Linked DNA regions of Homo sapiens: region 2 is linked to region 1. A link is a contact called in ENCODE POLR2A ChIA-PET data. All regions are on one chromosome and are shown on one strand. Each heading gives the region's core, a stretch centred on a gene start or an enhancer-like site at or near the end of the contact. The rest is flanking DNA. Distances are from core to core; before and after follow the strand shown. Region 1 has its middle 18 kb from the start of APOBEC3H. Region 2 has its middle 30 kb from the start of SNORD83B.

The links. ChIA-PET counts read pairs that join two places held with the same protein, here RNA polymerase II (POLR2A).
Region 2: POLR2A ChIA-PET joins it to region 1 with 11 read pairs in Panc1. The contact joins two enhancer-like sites. POLR2A ChIA-PET finds 5 or more read pairs at or near these places in 3 of 52 experiments (Panc1, WTC11 and activated CD8-positive, alpha-beta memory T cell).

What each region holds. Positions count from the first base shown.
Region 1 is chr22:39,112,273-39,119,087 of GRCh38, forward strand. No RefSeq gene overlaps it. Among named protein-coding and RNA genes, the nearest start is that of APOBEC3H, 18 kb to the left of the region's middle. RefSeq lists enhancers at 1,696-2,670, 5,469-5,568, 5,579-5,728. Within about 2 kb of position 2,924, at least 5 of the 41 ENCODE cell types and tissues checked have a DNase peak (open chromatin) inside an H3K27ac peak, as active enhancers do.
Region 2 is chr22:39,280,692-39,287,506 of GRCh38, forward strand. No RefSeq gene overlaps it. Among named protein-coding and RNA genes, the nearest start is that of SNORD83B, 30 kb to the right of the region's middle. RefSeq lists an enhancer at 1,013-1,512. Within about 2 kb of position 3,085, at least 23 of the 41 ENCODE cell types and tissues checked have a DNase peak (open chromatin) inside an H3K27ac peak, as active enhancers do.

The sequences.
Region 1 (6,815 bases), core at 1,674-4,173:
CCTGCCTCTCAGCCTCCCGAGTAGCTGGGATTACAGGCACCCACCACCATGCCCGGCTAATTTTTTGTATTTTTAGTAGAGACGGGATTTCTTTATGTGGGCCAAGCCGGTCTCAAACTCCTGACTTCGTGATCCACCCACCTCGGCCTCCCAAAGTGCTGGGATTACAGGTGTGAGCCACCACGCCTGGCCCTATTCAGATTTTTTAAAGGTGCTAGACTCCTAGTTAATCTGTTTAGGATTGGGAGGGCCTGGATCTAGCTACATTAATAGAGATTCTTTACAGTTGCAAATTTTCCCCCACAAAGGACAGCTTTGCAGGGCCATTTCAAGATATGGCAAAGAAACATGTTTTAAGATAAAATATTTTTATTTTCTTCCTTGTCTCGTAATGCTATGCCAGAGTCAGGTTGGAAAGTGAGTCACGATATGTAGGGTTAAATAAAACCCATCTAGTGAGAATTTATGATTTGTAGGGCATGACTCCTCAGATCCCTTAGATAGGAATTTGAGCAAAACAAAAAAATCACAGTGTAGTCCTCATCACCCATGTAACAAACCATTCGTTGTCCCCCTGTACCTATAATCAAAGTTTAAAAAATAAAGTATTTTTGAAAAGAAAATGCAGTATATACAAACAGTAGAATATTAGGAGATTCTATCATGTGCTACAAAGTAGGTGGTATGTACACATAGTAGAATATTATTCAGCCTTGAAAAAGGAGATTCTGTCATACCTATAATATGTTTATAATAAAAGTTTTAAAATATACCCCTGTACCTATAATAAAAGTTTAAAAAATAAAATAAAGTGTTTTTTGTTTTGTTTTTGTTTTTGTTGTTTTGAGATGGAGTCCCGCTCTGTCGCCCAGGCTGGAGTACAGTGGCACGATCTCGGCTCACTGCAACCTACGCCTCCTGGGTTCAAGTGATTCTCCTGCCTCAGCCTCCCGAGTAGCTTGGACTACAGGCACTTGCCACCACGCCTGGCTAATTTTTTGTATTTTTAGTAGAGACGGGGTTTCACCATGTTAGCCAGGATAGTCTCAATCTCCTGACCTCGTGATCCGCCCGCCTCGGCCTCCCAAAGTGCTGGGATTACAGGCATGAGCCACCACGCCCGGCCAAATAAAGTAGAAATAAAGCCAAATAAAAAAGAAAATGTGGTATATACAAACAGTAGAATATTAGAAGATTCTGTCATATGCTACAAAGTAGGTGGTATATACACATAGTAGAATATTATTCAGCCTTGAAAAAGGAGATTCTGTCATGCACTACAAAATAGGTAAACCTGGAGGACACTATAGCAGGTGAAATAAGCCAGTCACAAAAAGACTAATACTGCATGATCCCACCTCCTTGAGATATCTACAACAGTCAAACTCAAGGAAACAGAATGTAGAACAAGGGCTATCTGGGGCTAGGGGAGGGGGAAACTGAGAGTTGTCATTCAATGAGTATAGAGTTTCAGTTTTGCAAGATGAAAAAGCTCCAGAGATCTGTCACCAAACAATGTAAGTATAGTTAACAACACTGGGCCAGATGAGGTGGCTCATGCCTGTAATCCCAGCCTCCCTGAGGAGGGCGAATCGCTTGAGCTCAGGAGTTCAAGACAAGCCTGGGCAACATGGTGAAACTTGTCTCTACCAAAAATAGAAAAAAAAAAAAAAAAAAAGCCGGGCATGGTGGCGCATGCCTGTCATCTGAGCTACATGGGAAGCTGAAGTGGAAGGATTGGTGGACCTAGGAGGTGGAGGTTGCATTGAGCCGAGATCGCACCACTGCATGACACAGTGAGACCCTATCTTCAAAAAAAAAAAAAAAAAACCCACTGAACTGTACACTTAAAAATGGTTAAGAAGCCAGATGTAGTGGCTCACACCTATATTCCCAGCACTTCCCAGAATTTATGGTTTGTAGTGTAATGCCTAACTTTGTTTTTTACTAACCTTATTTTAACCTTGTTTTTACTAACCCTATTTTTAAATGTTCCCTTTTTGTCTCCTTAATTACCTAGCCTTGTTTCCCATATGAATAGACTCTCCCTTAGCGGGGAAAGCCGACGAACTCCATCTGGCCCCTTGATTTACAAGACGTTAAGGGCTCCTTACCCGACCCCCTTCGTCAAGGAGTTAACCTGTGTAAGCTGATCCTCAGCATTTCAAAGGAGCTCAATGAACTGATAAGGTACTAGAACAAACAATGTATGAAGTTCCCAGGATTTTGCTCAAAAAGATAACAACATAAAGCCTTGAGTCTGTGTCCGGCATAGCATCCATATCTAACTCTTATGAAGGATTTAGAGCCCCGCACCTGGTTCCGTTGCTTTTTTTGTAACCATTTGTCTTTTAAATTGTTTATTTCTCTGTAACCATTTGTTTTTTGATTCTTGCGTGTTTTTACTTCTGTAGAATTATTGCATTTGAGCTCCCCTCCCCTTCCTAAACCAAGCTATAAAAGTAAATCAAGCCCCTTCCTCGGGGCCGAGAGAATTTTGAGCGTTAGCTGTCTCTTTGGCCACCGGCTTAAATAAAGGACTCTTAATTCGTCTCAAAGTGTGGCGTTTTCTCTAACTCGCTCGGGTATAACAGTAGGGCATGACTCTTCAGACCCCTTAGATAGGAATTTGCACAAGCTGAAAAGATCAGAGCTTAGCCCACACAAAGTAGATGAATAGGAGAAAAGGCATACTAATTTATTAACATGTCCATGAGAGAGAATGACAGAGGGAGCACTCCAACCCCACAAAGAGCTGTAGCAGTTCATATACCATCTTGAGGTTACAGAAAGATTTGGGGCTTGGATCCTGGCAAAACAGGCTATGGGAAAGGGAGAAGAGGAGGCCTGGCTGGCAAAGGTGGTCTTGTTATGTAGATGAAACCTCACAGATAGCAGTCCTCGGAGGAAAAAGATGGTAAATGTTTCTTTCAGAGTTTTAGGGTGTCAGAATCTCAGTTCCTCTTTCCTAGATCTGGACAAGGGAGGGCCTGGGAGAAAACCAGGCTGCAGCAATGCAGATTTTCTACAGATGCAAATCTCCCCCACAAAAGACCGCTTTTGCCGGGCGCGGTGGCTCAAGCCTATCTGTAATCCCAGCACTTTGAGAGGCCGAGGTGGGCGGATCACCTGGGGTTAGGAGTTCAAGACCAGCCTGGTCAACACGGGGAAACTCCATCTCTACCAAAAATAGAAAAAAAAAAAATTAGCTGGGTGTGGTGGTGTGTGCCTGTAATCCCAGCTACTCATGAGGCTGAGGCAGGAGAATCGCTCGAATCCAGAAGGCGGAGGTTGCAGTGAGCAGATATCATGCCACTGCATTCCAGCCTGGAGGACAGAATGAAACTCAGTCTCAAAATAATAATAATAATAGAAGACCGCTTTGCAGGGCTGCTTCTGTTTGCAGGAGCAGCCATCTCAAAATATATCAGAGAAGGATATTTTGATTACCTTTACTAGCCTTTCAGGTCTCAGAAGCAGATAGATGATGATGGATAGATGGATGGATAGATGAATGGATGGATGGATAGATAGATAGGTAGATATGAGGACTAAGCTCTGCTTTTTTTTTTTTTTTAATCTTGCCCAAATTCCTATCTAAGGGGTCTGGGGAGTCATGCCCTATAAACCATAAATTCTCATCAGATGAGTTTTATTTAACCCTCTGTTTCATGACTTACTTTCCAATATGATCGCTGAAGGGGTTCACCTTGCCCACTGCCTAGACAGAGCTGATTTATATCAAGACACAGCAATTGCAATAGAGAAAGAGTAATTCACGCAGAGCAGGCTGTGCAGGAGACTGGAATTTTATTATTACTCAAATCAGTCTCACGGAAAACTTGGGGATCAGAGGTGGTTTTTTGTTTTTTGGTTTTTGGTTTTTTCTAGAAGGAGACTTGCTGTCATCCAGACTGGAGTGTTACCGGTGGTGACAGTCTAGCACCTTTTAAAGGTCTGATAGGAAACATTTGTCATCTCTTGTCTCTAAGGGCAGCCACTATGAGACTTCAAAAGAGACTTGGTCTTCACAGTCTTTTATTTTATTTTATTTTATTTATTTTTGAGACACAGTCTAGTTTTGTCACCCAGGCTAGAGTGCAGTGGACCTCTGCTCACTGCAACCTCCCGCCTCCTGGGTTTGAGAGATTCTCCTGCCTCAGCCTCCCGAGTGGCTGGGATTACAGGCGTGCCACCATGCCTGGCTGATTTTTATATTTTTAGTAGAGATGGGGTTTCGCTGTATTGGTCAGGCTGGTCTCAAACTCCTGACCTCAGGTGATCCATCCGCCTCGGCCTCCCAAAGTGCTAGGATTACAGGTGTGAGCCACTGTGCCCAGCCACAATCTTTTATCTTAACCTCAACATTTTCTTTCTGTTGATCCCAGGTCTTTAGACAAACTAAACCGACTGTCAAGCAGAAAATGTTTAAATTTACCTATAGCCTGGAAGCCCCCTGACTTCGAATTGTCCTGCCTTTCTGGACCAAACCAATATATGTCTCGAATGTATTTGATTGATGTCTCATGCCTTCTTAAATATATATAAAACCAAGTTGCACCCCAGCCACCTTGGGCACATGTTCTCAGGACCTCCTGAAGGCTGTGTCATGGGCCATGCTTACTCATATTTGGCTCAGAATAAATCTATTCAAATATTTTATAGAGTTTGACTCTTTTCGTTGACAGATAGACAGACAGATACTGGCATAGGAATAGACAGGCAAATCTAAGACTTTTAATCTCTCTCTTTTTTTTTTTTTTTTTTTGAGATAGCATCTCACTCTGTCACCCAGGCTAGAGTGCAGTGGCGCGATCTCGGCTCACTGCAACCTCCGCCTCCCGGATTCAAGTGATTCTCCTGCCTCAGCCTCCCGAGTAGCTGGGATTACATGCGCTCGCCACCATGCCCAGCTAATTTTTGTATTTTTAGTAGAAACGGGGTTTCACCATGTTGGCCAGGCTGGTCTAGAACTCCTGACTTGAGGTGATCTACCTGCCTCAGCCTCCCACAGTGCTGGGATTACAGACGTGAGCCATCATGCCCGGCCTTGATCTCTTAATTAAAACATCAATTTGCTGGAATAACAGGATGTATTTTTCTTTTATCATGCAGGACGGAGATGAGTAAAATCTCAGTAATCCTCTTCAGGGTTGACACAGCCCCCTTTTTTAAGTATTTAAGTGCTTAAGGAATATACAAAGATGTTGATTACAACATTATTACCAGGAAATATGGCTATCAATTAGAACCGAAGGCTTCTTCTCAAAGGTTAAGACTATTTTCATATTGAGGTAGTTCAGCAGGGCTGGTTTCACAAGTTACAGATCACAAGGACCCCCTGATAAAACAGGATGCGGTAAAGAGGCCCGGACCAAACCTGCCAAAACCTCTGATCATCCTCACCGCTCATTATATGCTAATTAAAATTAATTCTTGTGCTAAAAGACGCTACCGCTACCACCAGTGACTTGACAGTTTTACAAATGCCATGGCAACATCTATACATTACCCTGTATGGTCCGAAACGGGAAAGAGTCCTCAGTTCGGGGAATCCCCCACCCGCTGCCCAGAAAATTCATGAGTAATTGAATGAATAACTGTTGATAACCTTCAAGTCATGTTCAACAGTAAGCAGGCTTCCAAAGCAATCCACCTTGGGAGCTGTAACCCAGCCTATGCTATAACAACCATAAGATGTTGGTTACTTATTTTCTTCTCTGTTCTTTTCTTCCTCCACATGTGGTCATTGAAGTAGAGGGTGTTCACCAATTCACTAGTAATTGATTAACGTCACATTCTGCCCCCTGGAGGCTGCCTGCAAGATTCATGAACTTGTTTTGCTTCTGAAGAATGAAGATCCTGAGGTCATGCGACCTCCTTGGCGATGTCCAGAAGTTTGATTGACGAAGGGACGCAAACAGCTTTGATCATGGGGGAATCTCACCTCCCGCCCTACCCACCTTACAAAGGAAGGTCAGATTCGAGAGTTTGGGTCTCCCATCCTCAGGCCGTGGCCAAATTGAATAAACCTTTCTCTGCTCCTAAGCGCCCACATGTCAGTGCTTGGCTTACAGCGTGTCAGGTACTCAAACCTACCCTTTGGGGTTCTGCAACAGTCTTTTGACTCGATGGTAACATTGCGTCTCCAACTAAAGAATCTTATCATAAATTTCTCAAATGATTGATGTACTGATCAGTGTGTAACCTGCAGACACTAAATAGGACACTGATTTCTTTTAAGGTGAGCTGAAGTCTGAAGTTCGACTGATTGTCTTGTGTGTAGGCATTCTTATCCTGTATGATGTCATCTGTACCCCATGATGGTGATGGTAACCTCTGTGTTGTACCCTCTAAGGAAAGGAGTCCCCCTCCATTGTTTTTTGTTGTTGTTGTTGTTGTTTTTGAGATATATTTTTGCTCATGACACCCAGGCTGTGGTACTGTGGCACAATCTCGGCTCACCGCAACCTCCACCTCCTGGGTTCAAGCGATTTTCCTGCCTCAGCCTCCCAAGTAGCTGGGATTACAGGCATGCACCACCATGCCTGGCTAATTTTTTTTTTTTTTTTTTTGTATTTTTAGTAGCGACAGGGTTTCACCATGTTGGTCAAGTTGGTCTCAAACTCCTGACCTCAGGTGATCCACCCACCTCGGCCTCCCAAATTGTTGGGATTACAGGCATGAGCCACTGCGCCCAGCTCCCCCTTCCTTCTTTTAAACTTTCCTAAAAAAAACCTTGTGACAGACTCTGAAATACCCCCAACCTTGTTGGTGTGTCTTCCTGGGTCGATCATCACATTTGGCTTCCAATA
Region 2 (6,815 bases), core at 1,835-4,334, 170 kb after region 1:
CCTCCTGTGAAGAGACCAGAGAGATTAGACCATTAGGTTAAAGTCACGCAGCCAATGGGCAGGAAGATAAACTGTGCTGTTATTCAGAGTCACCTAGACCTGCTTTGGGTTATAGAAGAAATATGCCAATAGGGCCAGGCGTGGTGGCTCGCACCTGAATCCCAGCACTTTGGGAGGCCGAGATGGGCAGATCACCTGAAGTCAGGAGTTTGAGACCAGCCTGGCCAACATGGTGAAACCCCATCTCTACTAAAATTACAAAAAATTAGCTGGGCGTGGTGGCAGGTGCCTGTAATCCCAGCTACTTGGGAGGCTGAGGCAGGAGAATTGCTTGAACTTGGGAGGCAGAGGTTGCAGTGAGCCGAGATCGTGCCACTGCACTTCAGCCTGGGTGACAGAGCAAGATTCCGTCTTGGAAAAAAAAAATTAAAATAAATACATAAATAAAAAATAAAAATACAGAAAATTAGCTGGGCGTGGTGGCGCAGGCCTGTAATCCCAGCTACTCAGGAGGTTGAGGCAAGAGAATCTCTTGAACCTAGGAGACAGTGAGCAGAGATCACACCACTGCACTCCAGCCCGGGTGACAAAGCGATATCAAAAAAAAAAAAAAAGAAAAAGAAATATGCAAATATGGCAAATCCATTCTCATTGGAAAGGAGTCATACTATGCAGATGAGGCTCCCCACTGCTCTCCATCCCCCTCCTCTGCTTCACTTTGCTCCCCAGCATCTACCCTTCCAGACGTGTCACAGGGCTACATGTGAATTACTGTCTGTCTCCCACGAGACAAGGACTGTGTCTGTTGTGTTACCCACTGTGTTGTGTTCCCAGCACCTTGAACATAAAATAAGGAGATCATCCTGGATGATTTGGGTGGGCCCAGCACAATCACAAGAATCCCTGGATGTGCAAGAGGGAGGCGGAAGAGCAAGTGTCAGGGTCAGAGGGAGTGGAAGACGCTGTGCTGCTGGCTTTGAGGGGAGGAAGGAACTGCAGGCCAAGGAATGCGAGCGGCCTCTAGGAGCTGCAAAGCCAAAGGAGGGCCCATGAAGGCACAGGCCCTGCCCGCACCTTGACTTTAGCCCACAAGACCCACTTCAGACTTCCGACCTCCAGAGCTGTAAGAGCTCACATCCCTGTTATTTTAAACCGCTACATTTGTGGTCATTCCTCACAGCAGCAATAGGAAACTGATAGGAAACTAACGCAGTTACAGTGTGGGCTCAAAAACACTTTCCTCTGAATGTACATTTGTTTTGTTTTGAACTGAGTCTCACTCTGTCACCCAGGCTGGAGTGCAGTGACACAATCACGGCTCATTGCAGCCTTGACCTCCCAGGCTCAAGCGATCCTTCCACCCCAGCTTCCTGAGTGCTGGGACCACAGGCGTGCACCATCACGCCTGGCTACTTTTTTTTTTTTTTGAGATGGAATTTTGCTCTTGTCACCCAGGTTGGAGTGCGATGGCGTGATCTCGGCTTACTGCAACCTCCACCTCCTAGGTTCAAGCGATTCTCCTGCCTCAGCCTCCCAAGTAGCTGGGACTACAGGTGTGCACCACCACACCTGGCTACTTGTTGTATTTTTAGTAGAGACAGGCTTTCACTATGTTAGCCAGGCTGATCTCAAACTCCTGACCTTAGATGATCCGCCTGCCTCATCCTCCCAAAGTGCTGGGATGACAGGTGTGAGCCCCCGTGCCCGACCGTGTTGAAGTGTTGGAAAGTGTGCTTCTTCATTGGTATGGAGCCCCACCTGGTCAGCACGGATCCAGCCCCCTCTTGCGTGTCCCTTTGTGCGGAGGGTGCTCACAGAGTACTGGCAGGCGTCCAGGGCCATTTTTCCTCTTTCACTATGACACACAGTGCCACGAGCGTGTCCATGAGCACGAGGGGGTGTTTCCTAAGACCTGCCTAGGCCGTTCCTCACTGTGGGACCTCGGGGACATCACATCCCCTCTCTGAGCCTCAGTGTCCTCATCTGTTAAATGGAGCATCTGATGGTCCCTCCCTCACAACGCGCTCTCCCTATGCCAAGCTGGTGCCCTCTCCTCTCCTCTTGGCAGGGCCCTGCAGGGGGGCAAAGGACACAGCGGGAGACTCCACCCTGACGCTCAGCTGTGATCAGCGTGTCAGGCCCTGCCTGGCTTGCCCTGTGGAGCTGAGCTCCAGGGAAGGCCCAGCCCAAGCTGCACACGCACCAGGCTCACAGAATGAAAAATCAGTCATGGGTGCTTGGGCTGGGTCATCAGAGCCTCTGAGGTCAGGGGCTCCAGGAGGAAGGATCACAGTGGCACAGTGATGGGGAAAGCAGGACATCCGGGAACAGCCTCCACACTGGCCACCCCTTGGCTGGGGACTGTGAGCCAGTCACCATCCATGCCAGGCCTCAGAGTCCTCCCCTGTAAAGGAAGACAACAATGACCCCTCCTGGGCTGTGCTGGGGACCCAGCGAGGGAGCAAGATGTAAACAGAGATGGAAATGACACACTTCCTGGCCCTTAAGAAGCTCAGGTCTGGACACGAGTAAACAGGCTTTGACTTTGTAGAGAGAGGGGCTCCAAGAGGGAGCTGGGATCTCAGAGCCCCACCCCCACTCCATCCAGCCTGGGGAAGCAGGGAGGACTTCCCGAGGAAGGGGCATATGGAACCCTTGGGGCCGTGTAGCTAAGCCTGGAAATGCCCTTCTGCAGGGGTGGCCATCAGCCCTCCTGAGGCCCAGCAATGACCAGGCCAGGGCAGGAAGCCAGCCAGGGGACTCCAGAGGGGCTTTCTGGGCGGAAGTGGAGGTGGGGTTCCTCAAGGTGGAGAATGAGGTCAGGGCTTGGCCGACCCGGCAGGTGATTCCTCCTGGCCAGCCCCTGGCCTGTCCAGGGAGGCGGTCCCACCCCCAGGCCTGCCCCATCACCAGCCAGTGGTCAGGCCCGGGCTGCCTGATGCCCCCTGTGCTGACTCATGTCCGCCCGGCTGTCCCTGGCCGGAGGGAGGGGGCGGACCCTACTCCACACTTGACCTTATCAGGCCTTGCTGGTGTCCAGCCGCTGGAACGTGGGCAGGGCCTCGGCCTAGCAGGCACGACTCTGGACCTCCCAACCCCCTCCCTGACCTGGTTGGGCAGGGTGTGCATGAGCTCATGGGAGCCCCAGGCAGGGCAGGGCAGGGCAGGGCAGGCAGCGCGTCGGCCCAAGAAGGGATGAGGCCAACAGCCTGGCTGGGGTGCCCCCGTGGAGCTTGCCCGCGGCCCCCTGCCCGGCGGGACAGGGCTGGGCATGGGCTATTCTTAGTTCCCGAGTGGGCCCCAGATGTAGCAGCTGGTACCCTACATTCCTACCATACAGCCCAGCCTGGCACACAGGGCACGCACCAGTATGAAGGCACACACATGTGGACACACCCATGCACAAGAACACTCCTACAACTGCACGAGCATACACATGAGCGTGAATGTGCAGTGGTGTGCACATGAGCATGTGCCTACATCTGTGTACAGAGACACGCTCACTCCACCTGCCTTTACGCAGACACACCAACTGCTATTCACATGTGTACAAACATGTGCACACCCACCTCCCACAGGCACGCCAACATACACAGAGGCCTGCATATAAGGCCCACCCAGGTGTACACTTCGGGGACACCAGCTGGCTGAGCGTCACTCAGCAACATAAGCAGCCCCGGGTCCCGGCCTATGTGTGCACACATCGAGTGCCAGCTTTAGAGAATTCCATTCCTTGCTGGCTCTGCTAATGATGCCCTCAGGGATGTCCCATTCTGGCAGCTGTAAACAGGCAACGAGCACAATGGGACTCTTGTTCTTTCAGGTGTAGCACAGAGGGCTGGAGGTGCACAGAGGAGTGGCGGCCCAGTGTAGGGTGGTCAGGGAAGGCTTCCTGGAGGAGGGGGTCTTCGAAGGAGCAAGCAGGGAAGGACATGCCTGTTTGAATGAACCCAGCCTAGACTGAGTAATTTTCTCTGCTTAGGGAAATAACAACCATGGCGGTAAACCCTTGTCACGCTCCTATTTACCACACACTTCCTCGGCACCAGACTCCATGTGTGTCATCTCATTTCATCCTCATGACAACCTTATGAGGCGAGTCCTACTACGGTCACCATGTGCAGATGAAGCCCTTGAGGCAAAGACGGGCCTTGACATATGGCTGGTGAGTCTGATCCCAAAGCCCGTGTTCTTAACCCAGCCTGCAGGCACTGGTGGCGACTTTGTTGGTCATGGAGGGTGTTCCAGTTATCCATTGCTATGCTGCAAATGATCCCAAAATTTAGTGGCTTAAAACAAGAGCAATCATTTGTTTCTCTCACAGATCTGCAAGTCAAGCCAGATGCCGCAAGAAGGCACAGCACTGCTCTATGAGGCATCAGCTGGGGCAACTTGAGTGGGAGCTGGAGGTCCCATTGGCTCTACTGGGGCTGACAGCTGGCAGGGGTAGAGGGTCCTCTGTTCCTTCCCACACCGGCCTTTCCATGGGGCTGTTGAGCTTCCTCACAGCATGGTGGCTGAGTCCCAAGAGGTGGGAAGTAGAAGTTGCAGTTTTTTATGGCCTGGGTCCAGAAACTGACACAGCCTCACTGGCAACATATTGATCAAGCATCCACGGAGCCCAGATTCAAGGAAAAAGGACATAGACTCCCATCTTTCAAGAAGAGGAGTGTCAAATAATTGGGGGAAGAGCATGTTCTAAAACCACCAGAATAAGAATGGAGGGGACTCCAAGGCAGGCGACCAGTATCTAATGCAGAGCCTCCTGCCCTGTTCCAGACCTCAGAACTCCAGCCAGGGCCACAAGTCAGCCTAGTGCAGACCATAGACCACCCCACCCACCCCTGCTCATTTCCTTTACATTTTTTTCTTTCTTTCTTTTTTTTTTTTTTTTTTTTTTTGAGACAGTCTCACACTGTTGTCCGAGCTGGAGTGCAGTGGCACTATCTCGGCTCATTGCAACCTCTGCCTTCCAGGTTCAAGTGATTCTCCTGCCTTAGCCTCCCCAGTAGCTGGGATTACAGGTGTCCACCACCAAACCCGGCTAATTTTTTTTTTTTTTTTTTTTTTTGTATTTTTAGTAGAGATGGGATTTCACTATGTTGGCCAGGCTGGTCTTGAACTCCTGACCTTGTGATCTGCCCACCTCGGCCTCCCAAAATGCTGTAATTACAGGCGTGAGCTGCCGTACCTGGCTTTTTTCTTTTCTTTTCCTTTTCTTTCCTTTTTTCTTTCTTTCTTTCTTTTTTTCTCTCTCTCTCTTTCTTTCTTCTTCTTTCTTTCTTCTTTCTTTTTTTTTGAGATGGTCTCACTCTGTCACCCAAGCTGGAGGGCAGAGGCACAATCTTGGCTCATGGCAGCCTCAACCACCCCAGCTCAAGCAATCCTCCTACCTCAGCCTCCCCAGTAGCTGGAACCATAGACATGCACCACCACACCCAGCTAATTTCTTTTTTCACGTATTTTTTGTAGAGACGGAGTTTAACCATGTTCTCCAGGCTGGTCTTGAACTCCTGGTCTCAAGGGATCCACCTGCCTCGGCCTCCCAAAGTGCTGGGATTACAGGCTCTGTTCACATTTTTGTGTGTGTGTGCCAAGCACAGAGGGGCCACTGTGTGCAGCTACAGAGGCCCAGCTGGCCTGGCACCTCGGCTGGAAAGGGGCAGCCTCTGGGTAGAAGAGCTGGGTGCCCAGGTGGGGAAGGCATTTCACTCACCCCCTGCCAGAGCTCCCTTGGAGCCCCAGAGTTCCAGGCTCCTGGGTCCTATCTCCTCTGCTTTCTCCAAGCCCATTCCAGGGAAACAGAAACCCAGACAGGGCTTGGAAGATGTCACTCCTGGGTCCTGAAGTGAGACCCCAGAATAGATGTTCTCCTGAGGTCCCCTCTCCTGAAGTTTTATAATTCTGGGGTTGGAAGTGTCCCATGCTGTAAAATCCAAAAGTCTGTTTCCCTGCTTCTCTTTTTCTTATTTATTTATTTATTTTGAGATAGGGTCTCACTGTGTCACCAAGGCTGAATAGCAGTGGTGCAACCATGGCTCACTGCAGCTGTGAACTCCTGAGCTCAAGTGATCTTCCCACCTCGGCCTCCCAAGTAGCTGGGACTACAGGCATGCGCCACCACACCTGGCTAACTTTTGTATTTTTTATAGAGACGAGGTCTCCCTGTGTTGCCCAGACTGGCCTTAAACTCCTGGGCTCAAGCGATCCTTGCACCTTGGCCTCCCGAAGTGCAAGGATTACAGGCATGAGCCACTGCACCAAACCTTCTCTCCTTCTTAAGATTCTGAGTTTCTGTTTTGACTCTATTTGACAGCATCAGTCAAATTGCAAACGGGCTTACCCTTTGACCCAGCAATTCTCCTTCTAAGGAATCTTCCAGCCTCCAGAAGTCATCAAGCATGTGCAGAAGAGACAAGGCAAAAGTGTTCACAGTGGCTTCTTGTGTAACCAAGGAAAACTGGGAGCTGCCCCCATCTGCACCAATGGCCAGAGCAATTTATGGAACGTTTACGGAACACCGCGTCTGGTATGTGCCTATGAAACTTCTGCATTCAACAGACAAAACTTCTGCATTCAAAACACCACATTTCAAAACAAAACTTCTGCATTCAGCATGCCACAGTCATGTGTGGAGAGCAGAGAGGAACCCTGGAGGGAGGAGCTGCAGACGGAGCAGGGCCGTGGGGCAGGTGTCTACTGGTTTCCTGTAATAAATTACCATACACTTGGTGGTGGAAATAACAGGCATTTATTCTCATAGCTCTGGAGGCTAGAAGTCCAAAATCAAGGTGTCTACAGGGCCATGCTGCCTC